Linked DNA regions of Homo sapiens: region 1 is linked to region 2. The links are chromatin contacts, found by Hi-C or POLR2A ChIA-PET in ENCODE. All regions are on one chromosome and are shown on one strand. The core of a region is the stretch at or near the end of the contact, and the rest is flanking DNA. Distances in the headings are between cores, read along the strand shown. Region 1 overlaps LINC01413 (long intergenic non-protein coding RNA 1413). Region 2 holds the start of CGNL1 (cingulin like 1).

The links. A loop is a pair of places that touch in the nucleus more often than their neighbours do. ChIA-PET counts read pairs that join two places held with the same protein, here RNA polymerase II (POLR2A). Pooled maps may share reads with other maps.
Region 1: a loop to region 2 is called in a map of chondrocyte, with 4 times the contacts of the local background. The contact joins the enhancer-like site here to the promoter of CGNL1 in region 2. A Hi-C loop is called at or near these places in 1 of 168 maps with a recorded cell type or tissue (chondrocyte) and 1 of 50 pooled maps. POLR2A ChIA-PET finds 5 or more read pairs at or near these places in 4 of 52 experiments (A549, A673, Panc1 and 1 more).

Annotation. Positions count from the first base shown.
Region 1 is chr15:57,322,924-57,325,958 of GRCh38, reverse strand. LINC01413 (long intergenic non-protein coding RNA 1413) reads right to left here. Exons shown (of 5, transcript NR_120337.1): 3 at 2,832-3,035; 4 at 2,027-2,113; 5 at 920-1,109. It also overlaps the pseudogene NDUFB10P1. Among named protein-coding and RNA genes, the nearest start is that of LINC01413, 5.3 kb to the right of the region's middle. RefSeq lists an enhancer at 1,946-2,453. Within about 2 kb of position 1,723, at least 8 of the 41 ENCODE cell types and tissues checked have a DNase peak (open chromatin) inside an H3K27ac peak, as active enhancers do; they include A673, where a contact is called at or near this core.
Region 2 is chr15:57,375,158-57,378,145 of GRCh38, reverse strand. CGNL1 (cingulin like 1) reads right to left here and starts at 1,641. Exons shown (of 19, transcript NM_032866.5): 1 at 1,579-1,641.

The DNA.
Region 1 (3,035 bases), core at 474-2,973, 52 kb after region 2:
GATCCAGCCCCTGCCAGCAAAACATCGCTCCAAACTCCACCGCCTATCCCAAAACCTGTAAGAACTAATGATAATCCACCACCCTTTGCTGGCTTTCTTTTAGGACTCAGCCCCCTGCGCCCAGGTGAAATAAACAGGCTTGTTGCTCACACAAAGCCTGCTTGGTGGTCTCACGTGTCTTCACATGGACACGTGAAACACTGTGCATATATGAAGCCGAAATGCAGTGGAGGAGGGACTACAAAGTCGATCAAGAAATCGTCAATATTATCCAGGAGCGGCTCAAGACCTGTCAGTAGTGGGAAGAAGACAACTACAGGTAGAACTGGGCCAAGGAAGTGGAGCATTCACCCAGGTGGCCAAGGCTTACCAGGACCGCTATCAGGACCTGGGGGCCCACCATTCTGCCAGGAAGTGCCGGGCCAAACACAAGCAGAGGATGCTGGAAGAGAGAAAAGCTGCAAAAGAGGCCACCGCTGCCGCCTCCTGAGGCAGCTGTGGATGCCCCTGCTGTATGGCTGTGCTTGACTGTCTCTGTGTTGCTGAAATAAAACCCTGCAACCTGGAATAAAAAAATGAGTAAGAGGCAGGGCAAGGTGGCCCAGGCCTGTAATCCCAGCACTTTCGGAGGCTGAAGTAGGCGGATCTCTTGAGCTTAGGAATTTAAGACCAGCCTAGGCAACATGTCAAAACCCCATCTCTACAAAAAAATATGAAAATTCGCCAGGTTCAGTGGTGCATGCCTGTAGTTCCATCTACTCGAGAGGCTGAGGTGAAAGGATCGATTGAGCCTGGGAGGCGAGGCTGCAGTGAGCTGTGACTGAACCACTGCACTCCAACCTGGGCAAGGGAGTGAGACCCTGTCTCAAAAAAAAAAAAAAAAAAGAATGAACAAGATTGATATCTACTCATCTGAAGGTATTTTTCACAGTGTATTTATTGTTAGGTGAGCAAAACAAATAGCAGAGAATTGTATACGGTATGATCCAATTTTTGTCAAATAGTGACAAAAAGGAATGACAACCTTTATGTGTGAATATGTTTGAATGAACAAGGAGAAAAGCAGTTTTCAATAGCTGGTACCCAGGCTCCAGGCATAGGGAAAGGAACTGAAAGGATGTAAGAAAAAAGCAGTTTTAAAGAAAGCACTTACAAATAAGCACAAAAATGCATGCATCTGTGTAGTTATTGCAGGTTATCACGTAAAAGTAAAATTAAAACATCCACAAACCGTTAAAGGTCAACTTTAGAGTTTTAAAGTAATTGTGGTACAAACACACTTTGAAATTTCTCCTGCCTGTAAATGAAGACAGAAGAATGTGAGGGGAGGAGGGACCTGAGCGGGGGAGGGACAGGAGGGAGGGAGGAACCTGAGTGGGGGAGGGACCTGAGGGAGGGAGGGACACGAGGATAGGAGGGACCTGAGAGGGGGAGGGACCTGAGGGGGGAGGGACATGAGGGGGTGAGGGACACAGCGGTGGGGGAACACAAGCTGAGGAGGGATAGGAGGTTGGGAGGGACCTGAGGGGGAGGAAGACACGAGGCGGGGAGGGACCTGAGATGGGGAGGGACATGAGGAGGGGAGGGACCTGTGATGGGGAGGGACATGAGGAGGGGAGGGACCTGTGATGGGGAGGGACATGAGGAGGGGGAGGGACCTGAGAGGGGGAGGGACACAAGGGGAGGAGGGACACAAGGGGAGGAGGGACACAATAGGGGGAGGGACATAAGGGGAGAGGGACATGAGTGGGGGAGGGACAGGAAGTGTGGAGGGACGTGAAGTGGGGGGACCTGAGGGGGGAGTTCTGACTGAGGAGGAGGAGCACAGGGTCCCAGTTGAGGGGAAGGACAGTTAAAGACAGAAAACAGGTTTTCTCCTTTTCCTTTCTCCTCCTCCCTTTTCTCTTCACCTCCTCCCCTCCTTTCTTTCTCCCCCTCTGCACCCTCCCCTCTTCTTCCTGCCCTCTTTCTCTCCCTCCTCCTCCTCCAGGAAACTCTGCCTGGCTGAGTGGGATCTGTTCTTTACCCAGGGCGTGTCTGTCTCCAGGGAGCTGATGAGCCTCTAGGGAGAGGGCAGGCCAGGTCTCACTCCTCCTCCTGCCCTTCCCAGGATCTGTGAGATAAGTGACATGTCATCCAAGGTCACAAAATTTATTAACCCAAAAAACAGGCCTAAGATCCCACTCCCCCCAACCCACAGGCCCAAGCCACTGCATCAGGTGGCTGGAAGACATCAACGTGGGCAGATGTTCTGACTGATCAGAAACCCCTGCGGCAGGAATTGCTCTGCGGGCCTCTCATAAATGGAAGGCACCCCCAGTCCCGCCTCCCTGGGAGCCCATTGCTGAGTTTTCATTTTCCTGCTGGGAGGGCTCAGGGAGCACTGGGTCCTGGCACTTTGTGCCTCAGAGACGCTTCCAAACAAGCTGCCTGGTCCTTTGACCACATGGTGGCTGCCCGGGAACACCGGTTGGCTTCCTCTACCTCTCCGTACCCTTCCTCTGGCCACAGTATGTCTCCCCAAGGGCTACTAGGATGGAGGGTGCCTGGTGGGGGGCGGGTACCCTGCCAAGGCCTGCTCCCCACCCACCGTGGCCTCTGCCTGCGAGAACTCAAAGGGGTTACAGAAGTCTGCAGGGGTCCCCGGGAGAGTCTCCAACACCCCTTCCCCATGCTCTTGAGCTCAGCGGATGCCCCGTTTGTTTATTTGCATGAGCTAGAAACTTGGGACTCAATCCTGACAATTCCTTCTCTTTCATCCCATGGGAATTCATGGCCAAGCCTTGCCCTTTTCATCTCCCAAATGCCCCCCGAGCCCATTCCTCTCTCACCGTCCCTGTCCAAGTTGCCCCCATCTCCTGGCTGGACCCCTGCAGGAGCCCCAGGTGCACCCCTGTTTCTCTTCTGCCTCCCTCCCAGCCAGCTGACTGGGGTTGTCTGGAGTCTGGAGGGGAGGCCAGGGGGTATGGCTCCTTCAACACAGTTTCTCCCAGGCAGCTGGGGCGGAGACCCAGTGCTCCAGGCCATTCTTCACT
Region 2 (2,988 bases), core at 392-2,891:
TTTCCTTAGTCCTACTTCTCTATCATTTTTAAGACCATGTGACAGGTGTCTCAGGTGTCATCTCAGATGTGCCATGTTATACACTGTGTTCTGTCTGCAGGGCTTCATCATACTTCCAGAATAAGTTTAATCTACAAAAATGGACTTATGTTAACACAAATATCAACCACAAAACCTTAAGGATGTTGTTAGCTTTGGCTTTTTGAAGGAAAATTCTCCACATTTATGCAACTCCATTATCTACGTGGGGGAGTCTCCGGAGGGTCTCCAAAAGCTGACCAAACCCTAAAGTATTTTTTCTCCTTTTAATCTGAAATCATTCCCGAATATGACAAGTCAAATTATCACTTGGTTTTCCCTGAATAGGACAACCCTGTATTATAACCTTGACCCTGACAAGGACTGCTCGGTTCTAATGCCTACACTCCCACCTCCTTGGCAGAAAGTGCCCTGGCAGTATTGACTGTAAACAGAGAGGTAGAAACAAAGGGATCTTCAGTAAAGGCACCATCTACTGTCTAAAGTTGGAAAGCACCAATCAACAGGTTCTTCAGGTGGAGAGGTGGATTAGGGAAGAGCTATGAGGACCTGAGATGAGTTCTAGATCAGGACTGATCTTGAGCCGTCCGAAGAGTGGCTGGTGGGAGCAACTCTCAAAGCAGAGGTTTTCAAACTTGCCTGCACATTAGAATCACCTGCGGCGTCTTAAAAATTCCATTGTCCAGGCTGCAACCCAGGCAAGCCGAATCCAGATCTCTGGGAGTGGGACACAGGCACCAGTATTTTTTAAAACTCTCCAGATGTGGGGCCAAGTTTGAGAACCAATGCCCGCAAAAGCATTCCCAGCGAGCTTTGAGCAACGTTTTGAGCGGCATAAGCAGAGTCGGGAGGGCAGCGGCCTTAGGGTGAAGAACACACAAAGCAAATATACAAAGTTTCAAAAATCCTGTGTAACTAACTCCAACATGACAGCCAAGTACCTGTCTAGAGGCCAAACAGTGATGCAACTTGGAAAAGTCCCGGGGAGAGCTAGAATGTGTGCTCCGAGTGAGGCGGGGGCTCTCTCGGGGATGACCTCCCTGGGCGGCGCAGTGGTCTGGAGGATCGGGGAGAGAAAGGTCACACGCCCCTTTCTTTCCAGGGGATGGTCCGGCCGAGCACGCCGAGGACTTGTGTACGACAGGATAGGTCAGAAACTGCTTCGTGTGAGTCTCTCCCAGCTGTCACTAGAGCCGGAGGGTCCAGGCAGGGGTGCGAAGGCAGAAAGTCCCTCTTCACTAAAGGGAGGTTCTGCAGGGCCTCCTCCCTCCCACCCCGCCCCGAAGCGGGTTCCCCAGGGATCGCCCGCATCTGTTCTGCGCCTGCCCTCGGCGGGGCGCGGCGCGGGAGTCCGGGTCGCATCTTCGAGCCCCAGGACACGCGCGGCGCGGGTCACCGAGAGTGGACGCGCGGACTGAGCACAGTGCACCTGGCTGAGCCCGAACCCCTGGGGGTCCCGCCGCCCTGGGCGGCCCCTAGCACCCCGAAACCCGGCTGCCGGCGCACACCCCGCCCCGCTCCAGCCCGGAGCTCACTCACCGCCGCCGCCGCCTCCTCCCGCGTCCAGCTCCCGCCGCAGCCAGCAGAGCCCGGCCGGAGTGCAAGGGCCGCGGCGCCGCCGGGAGGCCGAGCGAGCCCGCGCCCCGCCCCGCAGTCGCCGCCCGCCCTCCTGGGAGGAGGGGCAGGGGCTGGCCGGGGGCCTGGACCCGCCGGGGCTGCCGGCGGGCCCAACCCTCCCTTCAATCCGCCCGCGGCCCGTCGGGACGAACCTACCCAGGAACCCCCGCACCACCCGCCCTCGGCTCCGCTGGGCCCGGGGCTGCGCTTAGACCTCACCCCTTCCCGGAGCCGTTCGTCCTTCCACCTCCCCTCCGCCGTCACCGGGCATTTTTCTTCTCCCAGCCTCGGCCTCTCCAAATTCCTGGCCTGCAGGAAGCCCTCCCTATTTCGCGCTCTCGACTGCGCCGAGCTCAGTTTACCCCTTTCCCTTCCTTTCCCTGCTTAGCCTTTTTCCCCCTCACTGTCAGAAACTTAAGGGATAGCGCTCTTCTGCCACCGCAAACCCACACCTATTTATTGAGCACCTACTGTGTCTAGACACTGGTGGGGAGGTTATCCCACTTGCGCGGTAACAAGAAATGTCTGTCTCTGTTGGAGAAACAGTAAAGTGAGGCGCCTCGTAAGGTCACACAGCTGGCGGTAGTAGGGCTGGGATTCGAATACAGTTTTTAGGTCCTTGTTTAGACCCACCCCACGATAAACTGCGGCACGCCTCTCGCTAGCTGTGAGAACTTGGGCAAAATGTTATCAGTTCTAAACCCCAGTTCACTCATCCGTAAAATGAAAAGCTGGATACTTCACCAGCTATGAGGATTCCCTGAGAAAACAACAACCTGTACTTTTTTTTTTTTTTTTTTTTTTTGGAGATGGAGTCTTGCTGTTTTGCCCAGGCTGGAGTGCAGTAGCGCGATCTCGGCTCATTGCCTCTGCCTCCCGGGTTCAAGCGATTCTCGTGCCTCAGCCTCCCGAGTAGCTGGGACTACAGGTGGCCACCACTACGCGCGGCTAATTTTTGTGTTTTTAGTAGAGACGGGGTTTCACCACGTTGGTCAGGCTGGTCTCGAACTCCTGACCTTAAGTAATCTACCCGCCTCGGCCTCCCAAAGTGCTGGGATTACAGATGTGAGCCACTGCGCCCTGCCCAACCTGTACTTAATACATGTTTGCTGACATATTGAATGAAATAGACCCTTGAAAACTTAACAATTCAAAACAATATAAAAGGACTTGAAAAAGTAATAGGTTGGTGCAAAAGTAATTGCAGTTTTGCTATTACTTTCAATGGGAAAAGCCACAGTTACTTTTGCTCCGACCTAATAATAGTGATTCATTGCCAGGAAAGAAAGAAAAAAAAAAAAAGATGCTACTTATCCCAAGTGGGCAGCATGG